Linked DNA regions of Mus musculus: region 1 is linked to region 2. A link is a contact called in ENCODE Hi-C or POLR2A ChIA-PET data. All regions are on one chromosome and are shown on one strand. Each heading gives the region's core, a stretch centred on a gene start or an enhancer-like site at or near the end of the contact. The rest is flanking DNA. Distances are from core to core; before and after follow the strand shown.

What was found. A loop is a pair of places that touch in the nucleus more often than their neighbours do. ChIA-PET counts read pairs that join two places held with the same protein, here RNA polymerase II (POLR2A).
Region 1: a loop to region 2 is called in a map of T-helper 1 cell, with 5 times the contacts of the local background. The contact joins the promoter of Ibtk here to the promoter of Ttk in region 2. A Hi-C loop is called at or near these places in 2 of 37 maps with a recorded cell type or tissue (T-helper 1 cell and T-helper 2 cell). POLR2A ChIA-PET finds 5 or more read pairs at or near these places in 1 of 5 experiments (embryonic stem cell).

Annotation. Positions count from the first base shown.
Region 1 is chr9:85,746,789-85,751,188 of GRCm38, reverse strand. It overlaps Ibtk (inhibitor of Bruton agammaglobulinemia tyrosine kinase), which reads left to right and starts at 1,855. Exons shown (of 29, transcript NM_001081282.2): 1 at 1,855-2,058.
Region 2 is chr9:83,831,999-83,836,414 of GRCm38, reverse strand. Ttk (Ttk protein kinase) reads right to left here and starts at 1,726. Exons shown (of 22, transcript NM_009445.2): 1 at 1,656-1,726; 2 at 491-644. The coding sequence starts at 626.

The sequences.
Region 1 (4,400 bases), core at 606-3,105, 1.9 Mb before region 2:
GTGTTATGTGCTTCATTCTCACCTTGGGGTAAAAGCTGCACAGTTTGCTTTCATTCTACAGTAAAAGATTAAATCTTTATTAGCTCGGAATGTTTTAACTTATGTGGCCACCTAACACTACTGCATTTATGATATCAGTTGGTGCCACCAACTAGATTCCTTTTAAGCCCAACAGTGTATAAAAATATAAAACTCAGGCTGTTCGTGTCATAGATAATAAATAACGTTATGTCAGAGTCTCAGTTTGGTCAGCACCGCGGCAACTGTGGCTGATAAGTTTTACTTTGTAAGCAGCTTTCTAATATTCTCTTTCTGATCCTTGTTGAAGCAGGACCAGTTTCGTCCCCCATCTCCAACGGCAAAGACATTCATTCCTTGGCATGATGCTGGTCTTTCTTTTTCTGCTTCACCTAGTTATTTTCTACTTCTTCCCTAGTTTGTCATTTTTTTTGGGGGGGGGGGTCAGATGAAACCTCTTATTTTCTTTCACAGATTCGTTAAAGTTGCAATTAATTTTTGTGTATATGATTATGGCCGTATGGACATTTTGTACCCCCAATGCTTACAAGCGTTTGAGACATGGCAACTTCTAGGTGGTGTTACTGTGTGCTTGGCACTCTGCTAAGTGCTGCGGGCGTCTATCAACACATTTTCACTACAGCAACATGTATTCCATTCCCACTTTGCAGATGAGGAAATTAAGGCTTCAGAAAACCTAAATGACTTACCCAATACAAAGAAGAGACAGATAAAAGATGTGAACTCAGGGCAACACATTTATTTACATCACTAGCTTCCAGATCACTGAGCGTCTTTGTTCATGAGTGTGTACACAGCTTCCTTCCAAGTCACTGTTTATACATTACAGAATGGGTCAGAGTAGGAAGTAAGAAAGCAAATTAAGTCCTTGCACTGGGAGGAGAGCTGGGGAGCTAGGTCTGTTTCCATCTCTCCTTCAGTTTGATCTAGCAACTTACTTTCCTACAAAGTCTACAAAACAGGCAATTGGGCTGAAGCAGTCTAAGAGGGTATTGAGTTTAACTCCGTTTAATAGATGATGGTGTCAGTGGCTCATACAGCAACACAAACAGGGCCGAGGTTCAAACAACTCTGGGCTCCAAGTGCTGTTTTTCTCTGAGTCATGCTACTCCTCCCTGAACACATGTTTACTAAGGCGCCTCTGTATCAGACTTCAGCAGGAGTATGTTTTCCGTTCTGGACTGATTATTGGCACACAATTTGCAACCTTTAAAATGGCTTGTAGATTTAAGAGTTCAGGGAGGAAAACCTATTGTAAGCCTGGCGTCAGGCAGACAGATGTGACCCAAGTCAGCAGCTGGTCGCACAGTGGCGATCTGAAAAATCTATGGCGCCTTCTGACAAAAAGAGAGTGACACTCAGACAATCCGGGCACAACAGGCGGGGCACAGAGCAGCAGGGCCCAGTCTTGGGGAGAGGACACCTCTGGTTTTCCAGTTATCCCACTACGAGTGATCCGGGAAGCAACTTTTCTAAGATGCCCACGTTTCTACGGAGTGGTGCTTGGGCATCCAGCCAGTTCCTTGTTTCCTCCATCCCAGCCTTAACCTCCTTTCCGAGTGTCGACCTGCGGGGAGACAGATCTCCTAGGGTGACATCTGGCACCAAGAGGGGCAGTACTGGTTCTGAGTGTAGGGCGGCAGCCAGTGTCGACCGCACCAAGGCCGGCAGGGGTCATGCTCCTTTGGGATACTAGGGAAAGGCCACAGCTGAGGTACTGCCACGCTAGGCCTTGTGGGCAGGCCCCGACCAATCACTGTGGGGCATACACGAACTCCGGCCAATCAGCGCCCGTCTTATTCCCGAGTCCCGCCCGCTCTAGCTCAGGTTTCCCCGAACCCGGTCCCGGCGCCGACAGTCGCGGCTGTCGCTTTCCGTGCAGCCGTCCCCGGAGCTGACTCGGGCGTCCCGGCTCCTGGCTCCCTTCGTTGTCCCCGGTAGCTTTCACTAAGGATGAGTCCCTGCGCGGCCGCGCGCCTGCCCCGCGGAGACCGCCGGCGCACCTTCATCTAGCGACTGGTGAGGGCGACGGCGAAGGCGTCCTGCCAGCCCGGCAGGGGAGCGGGGCCCGGGGAGGGAACTCGCGGAGGGGGCGGCTGCCGAGCTTCGCGCCGCGTGGCACGGGCGGGTGGCCTGGCAGCGCAGCCCCGCCGCCCCTGCCAGCTAATGAATGGCCTTGTCCCGCCAAGTGCTACGTCGCCAAGCTGCCCGACACGCCCTCCAGCGACGATGCTTTTCTGGTTCCGAGGGTTGACTGGTGTCACCTCCCTTGGATCCCTTCCTAGAGGCTCCCATGTCCCCTAAACCCTTGGTGGAGTTTACAAAGTTTGAGTTCCCGCGGGCCTTGCTGAGTTTGCAGAAGCAGGTCTTGCTCTGAGCATTCGCTGCTGGGTGGAAGTGGACTGGGGTCTGTTCTGCAGAGACAGGATAGAGGGGCCTTTTGTTCGTAGCTATCAGGTTGCAAAGGCATTTTGGATCCGAGGGGAAATGGCCAACCCTGATTTAAGCCGTCTTTAACTCTGTTATCTAACACAGTCATAAAACATGAGTCGTGTTAGTCAGAGGGGATATTTTTCAAGGAGGAGAAGTTGAGTAGCACCTGTTTCCTTTATCTCGAAGTAGGTAACATTTGAAGTAGTTCCCCCCCCCCCCCCATAGTTAGTGTGGTTACCTCCATATGCAAATTACCAAACGTTTTGTGTGTGTGTGTGTGTGTGTGTGTGTGTGTGTGTGTTTTTCGTCATCAGTTCCTCACTTCTCAGTGGAGTTACTTTCATTTGTTTTTATTGATTTGGAGACCTGCTTCACCGTACCTGAGGACAGAACTATTTTCTAAAACGTGTTTTCTAAAAAAGTTTTTGCAAAACTTGAGTCACATCGCAGCTTTACAGTTTTTCAATTGGATATGTTAATCTTCGGTTTTTTTTTTTCTTTTTAGTAAATCTTGTTTGAAGGGCTTTCTGTGTGCCAATTTTTTTTTTCTGTGTGCCAATTTTTGTGTGATGATTTCATTACATTTTAAACGTTCAAGATGCTTGTGGATTATAAAATTCTAGACTGAATGAGTATGCCCAAACTTCTTTCTTTCTTTCTTCCTTTTTTTTTAAAAAATATTTATTTATTTATTTATTTATTTTACGCATATGAGTACACTGTAGCTGTACAGTTGGGAATTGAATTTTTAGGACCTCTGCTTGCTCTAGTCGGCTCTGCTCGCTCTGTTCAACTTCGCTCACTCAGTCCCTGACTGCTCCAGCCCAAAGATTTTATTTATTATTATACATAAGTACACTGCACCTGACTTCAGATGCACGAGAAGAGGGTGTCAGATCTCATTAAGGGTGGTTGTGAGCCACCATGTGGTTGCTGGGATTTGAATTCAGAAGAGCAGTCAGTGCTCTTACCAGCTGAGCCATCTCTCCAGCCCTTAATCTCACTTTTTACAAATGAAAATATTGAAGCTTTGAGAAAATTCAGAGGTTTGCTCAGGGTCCTTAGGGAAGCTACGTACTTGGGTCATGGTACTGAGCAGTAGCTGAGAGCTCACACCTGATCCGAAAGAGAGACAAACAGAGACTGAGACTGACCAGGCCTGGTTTGAGCATTTGAAACTTCAAAGCTCACCTCCAGTGACACACCTCATCTATCAAGGTCACAGCAACACACAGCCATACCTCCCAGTCTTTCCCAAACAGTTGAACTAACTGGGGGCCAAGCATTCAAGCATAGGAACCTTTGGAGTCCATTGTCATTCATACCACTGTAAACACGCATGCCCATCTGGAACTTTTTTTAAAAAATAATGTGATTTTAAAAAAGATTTATTTATTTAATGTATGTGAGTACACTATCTGTCTTCAGACACAAGAAGAGGGCATCAGATCCCATTACAGATGGTTGTGAGCCACCATGTGGTTGCTGGGAATTGAACTCAGGAACTCTGAAAGACCAGTCAGTGTTCTTAACCACTGAGCCATCTCTCCAGCTAGCCCATCTGAAATTCTACCTGGGCTTTGAAATATATATATATTTCAAATATATTTCAAATATATATATTTCAAATATATATATATATATTGTTTGTTTGAAAATTGCATGTACTGTGTTTCATTAAACCCACTCCACATTTCTTCCCCTCTAATTTCTTTCCTGTCCTTTCTACCAGTATTTCCTCCTACTTTAAATGTGTTCTCTTTTTTTAAAAAAACACTTAGACCATTTAATGTGACCAATGTGTACTTGGGTGTAGGGCTATCTGCTGGATTGTGGGTAGCCTCTCAAAAGCCACACCCCTGATGAAAACTAACTTTCTCCCATTAACCATCAATTGTCAGTAGTTTTTCTGCTAGGGAAGTGACTTC
Region 2 (4,416 bases), core at 477-2,976:
CCCTGTGTGTGTGTGTGTGTGTGTGTGTGTGTGTGTGTGTGTGTGTGTGTACGCGCGCGCTCACAGCAGCAGGCAAAGTAGCCAACAAAGGTAGCAGGCAGTAACAAAAGAGTTGAGAGAACTACCTGTGAGCACACTCAAGAAGGATTCTTTTTTGTTGTTTTGAGCTTTTGAGATAGGGTCTTACTATGTTTTCCACACTGGCTACAAACTTGAGAGCTTTCTGCCTCAGATTCCCAAGTTTGGTGTATCTATCTGCCTGCCTGTTTCCCTCCAGCAAAAAACACTTGTAATGTTTCCAAACAAAAGAAGTTAAAGTATGAAGTACAATTTAACGGATAACCATCACTTACTGAGAAAAACAGAAACAACTTCATTAGGCCACACAAGGTGGTTAACACTGCTCACCTTCAACTCGGAGGCTCTCAACGGTTTTTTTTTTTTTTTTTTTAGGTTTTTGTTTGCTTTTTTAAGCAAAGAAAAAACTCACCCGTGTGATCGGCACAGATTTTAGACAAGCTTAGCTCATCAGTACAGTCTTCATTTATCTTATTTTTAATATCTCTCATTTTGCTCATGATGGAATCAATCGTCACACTGCTGCCAATTAACTCTTCAGCCTCCATTTCTAAATTGTAACTCGTCTTTGGAATAAATAAGATAGAACATTAGTTTTGTAAACATATCTATCTAAATGTAACTGTTATGAGGTAAGTGTTAGTGGCAACTAAATCAAACCAGAGCAACAAAACCCACAAGGACATAGCTTGTAATTTACCAGAACAAAGTTTCAACGAACCAAAAACATCTATTCTTCCCAGTATGAAACAGCATTGAGGTTACACTGTGTGAACCTGGAAGATAATGCTCTCATGACGCTTTTGTGTTTTGAGTAAGGGTGTTAAGTAGCCTAGGATGGCCTTGCTCTCTCTGATTCTGCAGCTTATCTCCTTACATCTCCCAAGCACTAGCTGTACATAGATACACCACCACGTCCAGCTGACGCCTTTGAAAACTTCATTTCACTGAATGTCTTTCTTTCACCTACGGAACGTAAGGAATCCGTTTGGTAATGACAATAAGTTGTCCCTTTGGTCGCCTACCCTGCCAGAGTAAATATTGACATTGCGCGCATTCTGCATCCTTCTACAGATAAGCGACTTTCAGAAGTTTGTCCCAGACAAAGCCCTGATTTGTGCTTTTATCCTTCTAATGCAAGCATCGAGGTACTTGTCACAGTACTGGAGCCCAGGCGCTCCGGTTATCTGCATGAATGTGTTGGTTAATAGCCCACAGTCTGCAGGCTTTCTGTCACTCTGTCTGCCATTCTCCACAACGCAGTAACTAAAGCTCAGAGCCACCGCGGAGTGTTAACAATAAAAATGGGCCCAAAGGAGGGGAGCAAGGGGTTCCCCACCTCCTCCCAGCTCACAGCCACCCACGGGGGCAGGTCTTGAGAGTTACACAATCAGTCCTGACCCGCACGGCGCACCCGCTTCTGGGCCCTGCTCCCCCACCAGCAGCCCAGGACCTACAGGCCGTACCCGCCCGCCTGGCCGGGGGCTCAAGCGCCAGCTCGCTCGCCGCCACCCTCGTCACCCAGCAGCCTCCCGCCGGCCGCAGCCTCTCTGCCATGCCCGCTCTGATGCACCCACCTCTGAAAGCCAAGCTGCAGCCCAAACAGCAGCACCCCAACCCCTCTCCGGAAACACGTTTGAAATTTCCCCGCTGCCTTCCCCGCTACCTCTCATTGGTTACGGCTCGCCACGTGGAAGCGTGGGCCGTGATTGGCTCCTTGCGTCGCACCGCCCCTCCTGCGTTGAGGCCGGACCCACCCACTTCAAGCGGCCCGGGGAGTTACCCGCAGCTGCCGACGCGCTCGCCGTGCTGACCTGCGCCTGTACGGTCAGGGGTCAGGGTCTTTTTCTTTGGTGCTCTCCCGCTGGACCTTGCACTACCCTCCAGGGAGCCCTGGCCTCGCCTTCAACCCAAGACCCGCCCTTCTCTTTGTTAGAATTCTGGTCCCCTCCCTGTCGGGACATCCTGGCTGAGCTCCTTTCTCCGAACCATTCCCCCCCCCCGCCCCCATCCCCGTGATGCTGTCTCAGTTATGAGCTCAGCTGCTCTTAGGAGAAACGCTTCTCTAGGCTTTCTCAATGGTACCCAGCTCCCCTAGCAGACTGTGTGGTCCAGGGGAACGGTTTCATGGGCGAGAAATGGCGCAGATGCTGTGTTTTTGCTCTGGTTTACTCTTGATAGTTTTGCTTTGTGTAAGAAGCTACAGCAGTAGCCAGATCTCTCATCTTCATTCAGTAAGTGATGCCCTCTGTCACAAATTGCTGATACCCAAATCTGTGGATATTCCAAGTCTTTAAATAAAGAGGCATTGTACACACAACCTATGCTCTATTCCTGTATACATTTATTTTCTTTTGGTGGGGGAGGGGAGCTAGTTTGTTTTTGTTTTCGAGGCAGAATCTCACTGTGTGTGTATTCACTGCTGCCACAGAACTGACTCCCTTTGCAGAACAGGCTGGGGTTAAAGGCATGTGATTTAAATCTCCCAGCGTCCTGAATACTTTAAAATTTATCGTCTATGCATCATTTGTAATACCCAGTTGAATACAGAAGTGATACAAATAGATGTTATATAGTGTTACTTAAGAAATATTGACAAGTTGTTCAATAGAGACACAGGAAAAACATATTTTTTTCTCATCTACAGTTGAGTAAATCCATGAATGTAGAACCTATAGACACAGAAGGTTTAATGCAAAGTTAGTCTTTAAAGTATTTTTGGTCAAGCATAAAAGCTGAAAAGCAAACCTTAAAAAGATCAGACTATCTTCATGAAATTTAACTGTAGACTAGAACACAGCTCAGTAATATTTATAGAAATACAAGAAAACTCAACAGGGTTGTCGTTACACTCTTATGTAATTGAAAAAAAAATCACCAGACTTTGAAAACAAGAAAATGTAACTATTAAGGGGGAGGGGGAATAAGGGATCAATTAAAACAGACCAGAAATGACACAGATGACATATTTGGCTAATTAGGACATTAAAATAGTAATGTGTGCTGTATTTTATGCACTCCAAAAACTTAAGAGAGAATTCTATAAACATGTTAAAGAGAAATTCAGAGTGTGTGAGAAAAAGCAAAATAGATGTATGGAAATGAAATGTGCAAGGTATGCAATAGAAAGTACATTATGTGGGGTTAGAAGATAATTTGCTGGGAAAAGAAAAAAAATCACTAGGCTTGAAAGCACAATTTAAAAACTGTATGAAGGGCTGGAGAGATGGTTCAGCAGCTAAGAGCACTTCTTGCTTTTGCAGAAGCCCCACATCAGGTGCTCACCATCGCTGGTGACTCCAGCTCCAACGGGAATCTGGTGCATCTGAGATACCCACACTCAGGTGCATTTACCACAGATGCACACACACAAACACAACTACAAATAATAAAAAGAAGTCTTTATTTTAGAATACATAAAATTAAACACAGGGAGATAAAAGTGAACAAAAGCAGTGGCAGACTGTGAAACAAGGTGGTCTAATATACATACAACTGGAATTCCTAGAAGAAATGAGGGGAAACTGGAAAAAAGTGGGCAGTCTGTTCAACTGTGATCAAAACTAAAAACCAACAACAACAGACTGAACGACATGGAGAATCCCTCCACAATTTATGATTGTATTATAGGAACGTAATTAAGTTGTTTAAAACTGGTTATGAAGAGAAAGGTCTTCAAAACAGCTGAAGGATAAAAGACAGTTAGTTACACATAGGAAGACAACCATGAAGACGACAACAGACGACCTGTCAGAAATGATGTAAAATGCAAAACCTATTTCAGAATACTTTAAAAAAAAAAAAGCTGGCCCTGACAAATTTTACATCCACCAAAAGTATTATTCATTATGAAGGGAAAATAAAGATGAAAAGATAGGAAGGATGGCTTATCACAAGTATCATAACTAGAATACAAGATAGTCAAGAAAATTCTTCTGATAGAGTAATTCTGAATCTACAATGAGTATACACACCGGAATAATGTATGTGATCCAAAACATATATCAATACTGTTATTAAAAGCCTAAAGAAAGCACTAAAAACAAGAGGAAAATGACAAACAAGTAAAAACCAACAAGCAAACAAAAAAGTAATTGCTGCTGCTGAGCAAAAGAGTGGACGTGAAGAGCAGGTGATCAGTGCAAAGAGGGATTCAGAATGCAAGCAAAAACAAAGAGGAAAACACGTTATCAAAATGGTAGATCGAAATCCAAGTCTATCGGTAATTTCACTAAATGTGCACAATCAAAAATAAAGCCTCAGAAAAAAAAGCAAATCTCAATTCAGTACCTACAAGAAACCCACTTTGGAGATCTTGCTGTCCTTTTGTTTTATTTC